Linked DNA regions of Homo sapiens: region 2 is linked to region 1. Evidence: chromatin loops called from intact Hi-C (ENCODE). Cell type or tissue: PC-9. All regions are shown on one strand. Links, peaks and the distances in the headings refer to the core of each region. The heading gives the core; the rest is flanking DNA.

Region 1 (6,375 bases), core at 623-5,622:
ATTAGCTGGGCATAATGGCAGGCACCTGTAGTCCCAGCTACTAGGGAGGCTGAGGCAGGAGAACGGCGTGAACCCGGGAGGCGGAGCTTGCAGTGAGCTGAGATTGCACCACTGCACTCCAGCCTGGGCAACAGAGCGAGACTCCGTCTCAAAAAAAAAAACAAAAAAACAAAAAAACAAAGGAAAGAAAGAAAAAAAACAAAGAAAAGAAAGAGAAAAGAAAGGAAAGAAATGGTGGCCACTTAGGGAAAACCCCGTGCCTGCCTCTGGCTAGGGACTAGCAGGGTGCCTGGAAAGAGTGGTTTACAGAAGTTAATTTCCTTTTTATTTATTTATTTATTAAAAATGTGAGGGCCAGGCTCAGTGGCTCCTGGCCTGTAATCACAGCACTTTGGGAGGCCAAGGCGGGCAGATCATGAGGTCAGAAGTTCAAGACCAGCCTGACCAACATGGAGAAACCCCGTCTCTACTAAAAATACAAAAATTAGCTGGGCGTGGTGGTGCATGCCTGTAATCCCAGCTACTTGGGAGGCTGAGGCAGGAGAATCGCTAGAACCCAGGAGATGGAGATTGCAGTGAGCTAAGATCACACCACTGCACTCCAGCCTAGGTGTCAGAGCGAGACTCTGTCTCAAAAAAAAAAAAACAAACTTGGAGACCAGGTCTCACTCAGTTGCCCAGGCTGGAGTGCAGTGACACGATCTCCATTCACTGTAGCCTTGACCTCCTGGGCTCAAGCAATCCTCCTACCTCAGCCTCCCTAATAGTTGGGACTACAGGTATGCACCACCATACCCAGCTAATTTTTGTATTTTTTTTTTGGTAGAGACAGGGTTTCACCATGTTGCCCAGGCTGGTCTCGAACTTCTGAGCTCAAGCAATCCTCCCAAAGTGCTGAGATTACAAGCATGAGCCACCGCTCCTGGCCTGTATTTCTTTCTTTTATTAGATCTAAAGAAATACACAATTCCTCCTCCTCCCCCTCTTTCTTGCCTCTAGCCTCTCTCTCCTCCTTCCCCTTCTTCTCCGTCATTTCTCTCTCTTAGAGTGGTGGGTTTTAAGCTTGTTTTGAATCAGGTCTTCTTCGAGAATCTGATGAAGGCTGAGAACCCTCCCAGAAGAATGTGCGCATGCCTGCAGTGTGGCTTGTAACACTGGATCTATCACACACATACTCACTCTGAAGGCTTTTAGCGTCCCACCGGTTAAGAACCCTGGTCCACCTCCAATGAGGGTGCGGCTGAGGTGGCCCCTGCTCCCACTTCTGTGTGGGCCATGACATAGGTGTCCTTGGCCCAGTCCCCAGAGCTGGGGCTGTGTCATGACATGACCCCATTCCAGCTTCTTTTCCCCAAAACTAGAAGGGGCACCTGACCAGTGGCTCTGTTTCCTATCCACGGAAGCTGTTCACAGAAGCCCTGGTGATTGGCCAGGTGCGGTGGCTCACGCCTGTAATCCCAGGCCTTTGGGGGGTCGAGGCAAGTGGCTCACTTGAGACCAGAATGGCCAACATGGTGAAACCCCGTCTCTACTAAAAATACAAAAAATTAGACAGGCGTGGTGGTGGGCGCCTGTAATCCCAGCCACTCTGGAGGCTGAGGCAGGAGAATCACCTGAACCTGGAAGGCAGAGGTTGCAGTGAGCCGAGATCCTGCCATTGCATTCCAGCCTGGGCAATAAGAGTGAAACTCCGTCTCTCTCTCTCTCCTCTCTCTCTCTCTCTCTCTCTCTCTCTCACACACACACACACACACACACAAAGAAAGAAAGAAAAAAAGATAACAAAAAGAAGCCCTCGTGATCTCTGTAACCCTTTCTAACAAGTTCAACAAAACGCCTCAAGGCAAGGGGCTGGGCTACGGGGAAGCAGACTTGGCCCTGTGCTAGAGATGCGTGAAACACATCTGCACATCTGAGTGGCAGCACAGTTGAGGTTGTCCTGCAACTCAGCCTGTCTCACACTGAGCATGGCACTGGGCCTAGGGACTCTGCTGTCTGGCTGCTCCGTCCCCCAACCTCCCATCCCATTCCGTCACTGCCCAGCCTGACTGCCTTCTGCACGCCACAGCCAGGCTGCTCCCAGCCATTGCAATTGCTTCCTTCCCACCCCACCTCAGCACCTGGCCCTACCGGCCTCCTCACTGGCCAGCCTGCCTCATTGCCTTCTCCAATCCCTCCTGCTTTTTTCTTTTCTTTCCTTTTTTTTTTTTTTTTTTTTTTTGCGACAGGGTCTCACTCTGTCGCTCAGGCTAGAGTGCAGTGGCACCATTATGGCTCACTGCAGCCTTGATCTCCTGGTCTCAAGAGATCTTCCTGCCTCAGCCTCCTGAGTAGCTGGGACTACGAGTGCACTCCACTACGCCGTTAATTTTTGCTTTTTTGTTTTCTTGTTTTTGTTTTGAGACAGAGTCTCGCTCTGTCACCCAGGCTGGAGTGCAGTGGCACAATCTCGGCTCACTGCAACCTTCGCCTCCTGGGTTCAAGCAATTCTCCTGCTTCAGCCTCCTGAGTAGCTGGGATTATAGGCATGCACCACCACACCCAGCTAGTTTTTGTGTTTTTAGTAGAGATGAGGTTTCACCATGTTGGCCAGGCTGGTCTCAAACTCCTGACTTCAAGTGATCCACCCACCTCGACCTCCCAAAGTGCTGGGATTACAGGCATGAGCCACTGCACCCGGCCATTATTTTTTGTACAGACGGGATCTCGCTATGTTGCCCAGGCTGGTCTCACACTCCTGGCCTAGAGCGATCCTCCTGCCTCAGTCTCCCAAAGCACTGGGATTCCAGGCATGAACCACCATGCCTGACCACTCCCATTATTTCTAACATGCAGATCTGAACACCCATTCACTCATTCCACAAATACTTATTGAACAATTCCTATGTCCCCTGCAGAGTGGCTGGCTCTGAGGACACAGTACTGAATAAATGAGACAGAACTCCTTGCCATGCAGAACCTGCCTCCTGAGGCCACATCCACCAGCTCACAGGCCTTGGAAGGCCTTCTGAGTGACTCCACCTGGCACGTGCCATCCTTGGCTCCTCCCAGGGCGCCCTCCCACCTTATCTCCCATCGCTGCCCTTGATTCCAATACCCCGAGCCCAGCTGGCGCCCCTCATGCCCTCTCTGCCTCCACGGGTTCAGGTGAGCTCACAGGCCAAGGCCCAGCTCAGCCACCTCCTCCTCCATGCGGCCTTCCTGATGTGCAGCTGCCGTGACTACTCCTGTCTCTGGGGTTCTCTGGGAGCCTGTGTTTAGGGCCCAGTCTCTTCTTCCAGTGATTTATTTGCTAGCATGTTTATCTCTCCCCAAAGCTCTGAGCTTCTGGAGGCCAGGACATGTCTTCCTTGTCTCTGCATCGCCCACGTAGGCCACTTTGAAATGTTTGTTGAATGAGTCATCGAGTGAAGGAAGGAACCCGCAGAGGAACGGTTGCAGAAACTTTGGGGGAGGCCTGGGCACCAAAGGCGAGGCGTGGTGGCGGAAAGCCGACACTAGAGGGCGACAGAGAGTAAGGGAAAAAATGCAGCCAGGACCAACAGGCTTGGAGCAGAGAGATGCCTGGGCCAGGGCTCGTCCCAGCCTGGAAGCCCCAAGCCTTCGTCCTCCATGCCTGCCCTGGCTTCGTGGGGAAGGGGTGGGGAGCATACCAGCCCCCCCCCCGCCCCACCCCGTCTGAACTCAGTCAGCCGACTGAACTCTGCTCTATACCCTGGGGAAAGGGAAGAATAGGACCAGGACGGCCGGCAGGAAAACAGGAAACTCCAGTCCCAGAGCAGCGGGCAGAAGACCGTCCCCAGGATGTGGGCACTTCTCGCCAGAGGGTCCTGAGCCTGGGGCGCACTCTTCTGGTTTGGGGTAAACTTGGTCCTCTCGTGGTCTCTCTCTCTTCAGATAGGGCCCAGGGGAGCCCCCACTCCATACCACGTTTTTCCTTCCAACACATACAGCAGCCAGGAGGCCGGACAGAGCTTTCCGGTTTCCTGTTTTCACAACTGTATTTTCCCCTTTCTCCTTAATCAGTTTCCTACAGCCCCAGACAGGGTGACAGGCCACAGGGCACCTGCCCAGCTTGGCTGTCCCAGCCTGTCCCCCATCCCCTCACCACCCCCAACTTTTTTTTTTTTTTTTTTGAGACAGAGTCTCGTTGTGTCACCCGGGCTGGAGTGCAGTGAGTGGTGCAATCTCAGCTCACTACAACCCCCACCTCCCAGGTTCAAGCAATTCTCAAGCTTCAGCCTCCTAAGAGCTGGGACTTTGGGTTTGCACCACCATGCCCGGCTAATTTTTGTAGGTTTTTTTTTTTCTTTTGAGATGGAGTTTCACTCTTGTCGCCAGGCTGGAGTGCAATGGCACGATCTCGGCTCACTGCAACCTCCACCTCCCGGGTTAAAGTGACTCTCCTGCCTCAGTCTCCTGAGTAGCTGAGATTACAGGTGTGCACCACCACACCTGGCTAATTTTTGTATTTTTAGTAGAGATGGGATTTCACCATGTTGGCCAGGCTGGTCTCGAACCCCTGACCTCAGGTGATCTGCCCACCTCAGCCTCCCAAAGTGCTGGGATTACAGGCGTGAGCCACTGCGCCTGGCCTAATTTTTGTATTTTTAGTAGGAACAGGGTTTCACCATGTTGGCCAGGCTGGTCTCAAACTCCTGGCCTCAAGCAATCCACCTGCCTCAGCCTCCCAAAGCGCTGGGATTACAGGCATGAGCCACCTCGTGCGGCCTGCCTGCCTTTTTTTGAGACGTTCTAGAAGACCCCGGGCCTCCTGCCTTCCTCTCTCAGTTGAGGGAATACTCAGCAAACTGGCCCCATCACCAGGCACCTGCTGGCCTCCAGGCCCCCCTCCACTCACCCAAGGAGGCATCTTAGAGACCCAGATGCCTGGGGGTCTCCTACCTCCCCCTCCACCTACCCAAGGAGGCATCTTAGAGACCCAGATGCCTGGGGGTCTCCTACCTCCCCCTCCACCTACCCACTTTCTAGGGCTCTCTTAAGGGGGAAATCTAAATCTATCTCGGGATAGGAATCCCACTCTCCCGCAGGCTTAAGGAGGACTCCTGCCTCATTCACCCCTTTTCTCCATCTCACTCTGATTTAAAGCAGCGCAGGTCATATCCAGGCTTAGCTGGCCAACAGGGAGGGAACGTTCCCATCTCAGGCCTGGTGAGTGTCTCCTGTCCTCCCCTCACTCCTACCTCCACTGTTTAAAAAATGATTCTATGATACTCGTTAAAGCACGAGCAGGAACATTTTATTCAGGATCATCACAAGAGATATCTAGGCAAGACTGCAATGGGATTGTGCAGTGGAGGAAGAGAGATTGGGCTCAACTCTGAAGAGAGCACGGGCAAGGGAGAATTTATGGCCCAGGAGCAGGGTGGCGTGAGTGGATGGAAAATTACTAAGAGGAAATACTGGGGGGTTCTGGCTCAACTGACCTAGCAGGATTCTAGCTGAAGGCCAGCCAGGGAGATCAGACACCACCTGGGAGATGGTAGAGGATGAGGAACCTGATTGGAGGGTGATCAGATCTCAAGGGTGAGCGGCTCTTGCTAAACAGGTTTCTTGCAAAAACTGGATTTACGAACAGGGCGCAGTGGCTCACGCCTGTAATCCCAGCACATTGGGAGGCCAAGGCGGGTGGATCACCTGAGGTCAGGAGTTCAAGACCAGCCTGACCAACATGGTGAACCCCCATCTCTACTAAAAATACAAACTTAGCCAGGCATGGTGGCTCATGCCTGTAATCCCAGCTACTCGGGAGGCTAAGTGAGGCAGGAGAATCGCTTGAACCCAGGAGTCAGAGGTTGCAGTGAGCTGAGATTGCGCCATTGCACTCCAGCCTGGGCAACAGAGCGAGACTCTGTCGGCGGGGGGGTGGGGAAGACTGGATTTATGCAGAGGGGCTTAGGAGGTTCCAGAGTCTGAGTAAAGTTTGGTCAAACGGGGGATCTTTGTCACCCCTTCCCATGTGCACAGCCCTGTCCTGCAGCATTTAGGCTGTGGAGTGGGTAATGCAGGGGACCTGGAGGGGAGGGGAAGAATGGAGGAGAAACTGTTGATTCACGGCCCTGGAAGGAGACTTAGAACATCCAGTCCAATGGTTTCATTGTACAGATCAAGAAAATGAGTCACGGATGCCGGCCCTTGGCCAAGGCTGCAGTCAAAGACATCCAGGTCCCCAGACTCCAGAGCTAGACAGCCAGAGCGGGAGGGGCGGGAGGACAGATCCCCAGCCCTCCCACCTGGTCCCTCTGTGGCCCCCGCTTCAGTGGTGATGGGGGTGGCATGGCCCCCTCCCAGTCCAGCCAGAAACCAGAGGTCCAGGGAGTGGGGCAGGCTGGAGGTGGGTTTTTAGAAGCGGAC
Region 2 (6,375 bases), core at 652-5,651, 200 kb before region 1:
AGTCTTTTTGTAACTGAATAACATGTTGCCCAATCAGTCTCTCTTCCTGGACTCTGAAGTCTTTCATGGTAGATCCAGCTGGAAGTGACAAAAAGATATTCTTTAAAAAAAAAAAAAAAGGGATGACACAGACAGACACAAGTTCTTAAACGTTTTAAATGGTATGTGAAAAGCAAACAAAATTCAAAGCCTTATGGGGAACACTTAGGAAGGAAAGAATTACTGGGAACTTCATAAAGGGTTAATTTTTTTTTTTTTTTTTTTTTTTTTTTTGAGACAGTCTTGCTCTGTTGCCCAGGCTGGAGTGCAGTGGCGCAATCTCGGCTCACTACAAGCTCTGCCTCCTGGGTTCACACCATTCTCCTGCCTTAGCCTCCCGAGTAGCTGGGACTACAGGTACCTGCCACCAAACCTGGCTAATTTTTTGTACTTTTAGTACAGATGGGGTTTCACCGTGTTAGCCAGGATGGTCTCAATCTCCTGACCTCGTGATCTGCCTGCCTCGGCCTCCCAAAGTGCTGGGACTACAGGCGTGAGCCACCATGCCCAGTCTAATTTTTATTTTATTTTATTTTTTGAGACTGAGTCTCATTCTGTTACCTATGCTGGAATGCAGTGGTGCAATCAGGGCTCACTGCAGCCTCGACCTCCTGGGCTCAAGTAATCTCCCCTAATTTTTATTTAAGAAATTCAGTCTTGGTTGAGCGTGGTAGCTTACGCCTGTAATCTCAACACTTTGGGAGGCTGAGAGGGGTGGATTACTCGAGCCCAGCAGTTTGAGATCAGCCTGGGCAACACATTAAGACCCTGTCTCTATGCAAAAAAACAGAGTGAATTTATGAAAGGCAATTTTTCCCACAGACTGGTGGTGGAGGGAATGACTTCAGGATGATTCAAGTGCATTACATATATTGTGCACTTTATTTCTATTATTATTGCATTGTAATATACAATGAAATAATTCTACAACTCATGATAATGTACAATCAGTGGGATCTCTGAACTTATTTTCCTGCAACTAGACTGTCCATCTGGGGCGAAGGGAGAAACAGGCATTAGATTCTCATAAGGAGCACGCAACCTAGATCCCTTACCTGCACACTTCACAACAGGGTTCATGCTCCTATGAGAATCTAATGCTGCCGCTGATCTGACAAGACATGGCGCTCAGGTGGTCATGTGAGCAATGGGGAGGGGCTATAAATACAGATGAAGTTTCCCCTCACTCACCTGCTGCTCACCTCTGGCTCTGTGGCCCTGTGGATGGAGACCCCTGCTCGAGTGCATTCGTAAGTATCCATCCCATACCATTCTTCAGACTCATCTATACTGCCGCAGTGGTCAAGTGTAGCACCCTTAGCTTGAATGGCATATGCCTCGGCTGGCATTTCATCACAATCAACATTAAGTGGTAGCTTGAGTCATTGTGAGGTCACTTCCTAGAAATCATCAGCATCCCATGTCCCACTGGCAAATAGCTCAGCTCTGCTCCTTGGATAACCAAACCTATGCCTAAATCCCATCTGTGTGGGTCCATCTCCTGGTACCCTTCCCAGCATCAATTCTGTATTTCTAGGAGTCCAATCAGGAGATATAAACCACTCAGAAGTTTAAACTAAAATGGGCATAGTGGCTCACACCTGTAATCCCAGCACTTTGGGAGGCCAAGGCGGGTGATCGCTTTGAGCTCAGGAGTTTGAGACCAGCCTGGGAAACGTGGCGAAACACCGTCTCTACAAAAAACACAAAAATTAGCCAGGCGTGGTGGCACATATCTGTAATCCCAGCTACTCAGGAGGCTGAGGAAGGAGAATTGCTTGAGCCTGGGAAGTGGAGGTAGCCATGAGCAGAGATCGTGCCACTGCACTTTAGCCTAGGTGATCGAGTGAGACCCAGTACCAATAAAAAACAAAAAAAAAGTAAAAAAATATATATATATATGTAAATTTAATATAAAAAGTATTAATTATAACAGAGGATTGGCGTAATGAGTGACACACTAGCACAAATGAAAGACAACTCTAGAGAATACAGAACTAGCAGAGGCCAGGCATGGTGGCTCATGCCTGTAATCCCAGCAATTTGGGAAGCCTAGGCAGGAGGATCGCTTGAGGACAGGAGTTGGAGACCAGTCTGGGCAACATAGTGAGACCCTGTGTCTACCAAAAAAAGAAAAAAAATTAGCCAGGTGTGGTGGTGGTGCACACCTATAGTTCCAGCTACTTTGGAGTCTGGGGTGGGAAGATCCCTTGCGCCTGAAAAGTCTAGGCTGCAGTGAGTATGGGTGGATTTTGGTGTACACAGAAATGGGGGAGCTGGAACTAATCCCCCCAATATACCAAGAGACAAATTGTATCTGTTTTTACAATTATACTGTAGGATACATTATGTTCCATGACAATGGTAATTTTTAATGACAGTTTTTAATTGAGTGGAATTACCATAAAAATAATAAAAGTAGCAGCTAATATTTACTGAGCTGTTACTAGGTGCCTATAAATACCATAAATTTTTAAATTCCCCATAACTCTTCCTTATTCCACTTAACCACTTTATCTTAAATTACTCATGCTTGCTTCAGTAGCACGTATACTACAGTTGGAACAATAGGGAGATTGGCATGGCCTCTGTGCAAGAACGACATGCAAGTTTCTGAATCATTCCATATTTTTTTTAAAAAGAGAAAAAAATTACATCCGGATTTTCACTGTGTGCATATGACCTTTTGTTTAGGTTGAATTATATCCAAAGATGGTATTTCCAGAAGTGAGATTACTGTGAGTCACAGGGCGTGAGCATTCTTATTACACTTGATGTAAACTGTCGAGCTTTCAGGCATGGTGGCTGTCTGCTTATAATTCCAGCACTTTGGGAGGCTGAGGTGGGAGGATTGCTTGAGCCCAGGAAGTTGTGGCTGCAGTGAGCCATAATTGCACCACTGCACTCCAGTCTGGGCAACAGAGTGAGACAGAAGGTTGACTGTTTAATAGAATTTTTCTGTTGACTTGAAGATATGGCCATGACTGTGCCATATGAAAATTCTTCATAAAATAATTATCTCATCCAATTAAATGTTGGAATTGGGAACAGAAAATGTTTTGGTGACTATTTATTCCTTCACTTGCTATTACAGAAACTACTGCCAGTGGGCACTTAACAACCAAAAGTGTCATCTCTGAGCTACTCACAATGAAAGGTGATGTCTGGGGCCCAGGTGTGTTGAGGTCCCCATGTCTGGGCTATGGGTGCTGAGTGGGACTTACTTGTCCATCCATTTTCTATATTCCAGCACTGGGAAACTTGGGTTTATCCATCTTGATAAGAGGTCATTTAAATTCCACCTGGCAAAAACCACAAATGGAAAAAAGGCAATGAAACTACAGGCTAGCCCTTGTTCTCAAAAGAATATTTAGCTTAGGTGGTTCTGTAAAAGAGGAATCACATTGTTGAAAACTCATCACAGGTCAGGTGAGGTGGCTCACACCTATAATCCCAGCCCATTGGGAGACTAAGGCAGGAGGATATCCCATGAGGCCAAAAGTTCAAGACCAGCCTGGGTAACACAGTGAAACCTCATCTCTACAAAAAATTAGAAAATGAGCTGGGTGCGGGGGCACATTCCTATAGTCCCAGCTACTTTGGAGGCTGAAGTGGGAGGATCAAAGTGGAAGCTGCAGAAGTAGAAGCTGCAGTGAGCTCTGATCCCACTGCACTCCAGCCTGGGTGACAGAGTGAGAAAACATACACACACACACACACACACACACACACCCCTCATCTCAGTCTGCCCAGCCTTCACACACACACACACACTCATCTCAGTCTGCCCAGCCTTCACACACACACACACACACACACACACACACCTCATCTCAGTCTGCCCAGCCTTGACTAGTGAAAAAGGTCTTCTGGTTACAGAAGACGTATGCTCTTTTTTAGGACCGGGATGGACCAGCAAGCTTGTTCACAGCCTTTCCCTCATCCTCTGCTTAGTTTTCCAAGAAACTTCAGGTGGAAAGGGAGTCCCTGGGGAAAAGACCTAACTCATCAGGTTACCAAAGGAGAAATTTGCATCCTTTGTCAATTAATAAATGGAACACCTGCCTTAAAAACCAGGGAGTTCTGCTAGGGTGAATCACTCCCTACAACCCTGACCTATGCAGGGAATGTAAAAACCTGGAGTTTGGGGACCTATAATATTGAAGGCCACATTGCAGATGTGGAGACCTTACCAAAGTACAGCCTTTCCACAAAGCACTACCGAACACCAGCTGGCTGTCTCCATGGGACACCGCTGTATCTCTGGCTCTCGTTTCCCCCAGAGATGCTCTATTCCAGCCTTCTCTTACATTTTGTATCCTGCACAGTTCCTGGCATAAGGACTTACAACATATCAGGCTGCTATGTTAATGGTGATCTACTGCAGATCCAACTTGAGATTCTGGCAGGGCGCTTTGTGTTTGAGAAATTAAAGGGGAGAGAATGGACCCAGCCTGCTGGAATATAAAAAATTTAAAGAAGAAAAAAATATTAAAATAAAAATTTCTCCTAAAGAGCACTCAAAAGCACACTCCCACCAATGCTAGATCTATTTACCTCTCTCTTGCTTTTTTTTTTCTGAGATAGGGTCTCACTCTGTCACTCAGACTGGAGTGCAGTGGCAAGATCACTGCTTACTGCAGCTTTCAACTCCTGGGGTCAAGCTATCCTCCCACTTCAGCCTCCTGAGTAGCTGGGATTACAGGTGAATGCCACCATGCCTGGCTAATTTTTTAATTTTTTGTAGAGACGGGGTCTCACTATGTGGCCCAGACTGGTCTTGAACTCCTGGGTCAAACTAATCCTCCCGCCTTCGCCTCCGAAAGTGCTAGGATTATAGGCTTTAGCCACTGTGCCCAGTCTATTTATCTTTCTATAACTCATATATTAAATCTTCCTCCTTAAATCACCTCCTACCCACCCATCTGCAGGGATAGCAAACACAGGTCTCAGCAGGTCAGGCAACCTACAGGAGGGAATGAGGCCAGAGTAATGTGGGAGACCAGGGGGAACTGTAGCAAACTGCAAGGTATTCACTTCAATAGTTCTTCAACACTGTGATGGTCAAACCAAACACAGAAACAGGAAGCCCAGTTCAGTCGCCAGCAGCCAATGTGGGATATTTGATCTACATGCTACAGGGCAAACTGCTTACGATAAATGACCTGGTCTCCACCAACCTGCTCTTCAAGTCCAGCCGCTCCTGCCCAACTCCCTACACTCTACTGACACGACCCACATTCACAGTACTCTCCTGAAACTTTGCTTGTTCACTCTTTTTTTATTTTCCCAATGAATATTTCTTTTTCTTTTTTTTACTTTTTTTGAGACAGAGTCCCCTTCTGTTACACAGGCTGAAGTACAGGCGGATGATTATGGCTCACTGCAGCTTCGTTATGGCTCACTGCAGCTTCCGTCACCTGGGCTCAAGTGATCCTCCCACCTTAGCCTCCCAAGTAGCGGGGATTACAGTCATGTAACACCACACCCAGCTAAATTTATTATTTTTTCTTGTCTTTTTTTTTTTTTTTTTTTTTTTTCAGACGGAGTCTCGCTCTGTTGCCCAGACTGGAGTGCAGTGGCATGATCTCAGCTCACTGCAACCTCTGCCTCCTGGGTTCAAGCAATTCTCTTTCCTCAGCCTCCCGAGTAGCTGGGATTACAGGTGCATGCCACCATGCCTGACTAATTTTTATATTTTTAGTAGAGATGGGGTTTTACCATGTTCACTAGGCTGGTCTTGAACTCCTGACCTCAGATGATCTGCCCACGTCGGCCTCCCAAAGTGCTGGGATTACAAGTGTGAGCCACCGTGCCTGGCCAGTTTATTATTTTTTCTAGAGACAGGGTCTCACTACGTTGCCCAGGCTGGCCTTGAACTCCTGGGCACAAGCAATCCTCTGGCCCCCACCTTCCAAAAAGCTGGGATTACAGGCTTGCGCCAACACATCAGGCCCTAACAAACACTTCTTGAGCTCCTACTATATACCAGGCACTATAATAGGTGCCCAGGAAACAGCGGTGAACAAGGTATAACAGTTTCTGCCCTTGGCCGGGCGTGGTGGCTCATGCCTGTAATCCCAGCACTTTGGGAAGCCGAGGCCGGTGAATCACCTGAAGTCAGGAGTTCGAGACCAGCCTGACGAACATGGTGAAACCCTGTCTCTATTAAAAGTATAAAAATTAGCGGGGCATGGTTGTGCATGTCTGTAATCCCAGCTACAGCTACTCAGGAGGCTGAGGCAGGACAATCGCTTGAACCCAGGAGGCGGAGGTTGTAATGAGCTGAGGTTGCGGCGCTGCACTCCAGCCTGGGCAATGAGAGCGAAACTCCGT

Evidence for each region. Peaks named below come from ENCODE experiments on the same cell type or tissue, not always from the same donor. Only the 100,000 strongest peaks of a DNase experiment are listed, where the experiment ranks them.
Region 2: it touches region 1 in a loop (4-fold over the local background); 2 of 110 quality-filtered maps call a loop at or near these places.

Annotation. Positions count from the first base shown.
Region 1 is chr7:76,288,304-76,294,678 of GRCh38, forward strand. No RefSeq gene overlaps it. Among named protein-coding and RNA genes, the nearest start is that of HSPB1, 11 kb to the right of the region's middle. RefSeq lists enhancers at 1,937-2,452, 3,109-3,418, 3,485-4,000, 6,351-6,375 and a cis regulatory region at 3,093-3,861. In PC-9, for the core only: CTCF peaks have their summits at 3,493 (motif pointing right) and 3,699; DNase peaks (open chromatin) are centred at 3,468, 4,118 and 5,498; H3K4me3 peaks cover 1,049 bases; H3K27ac peaks cover 2,967 bases.
Region 2 is chr7:76,084,876-76,091,250 of GRCh38, forward strand. It overlaps the pseudogene RNU6-863P. Among named protein-coding and RNA genes, the nearest start is that of MDH2, 40 kb to the left of the region's middle. In PC-9, for the core only: no CTCF peak of the experiment used is centred there; DNase peaks (open chromatin) are centred at 1,386, 2,706 and 5,146; H3K4me3 peaks cover 321 bases; H3K27ac peaks cover 5,000 bases.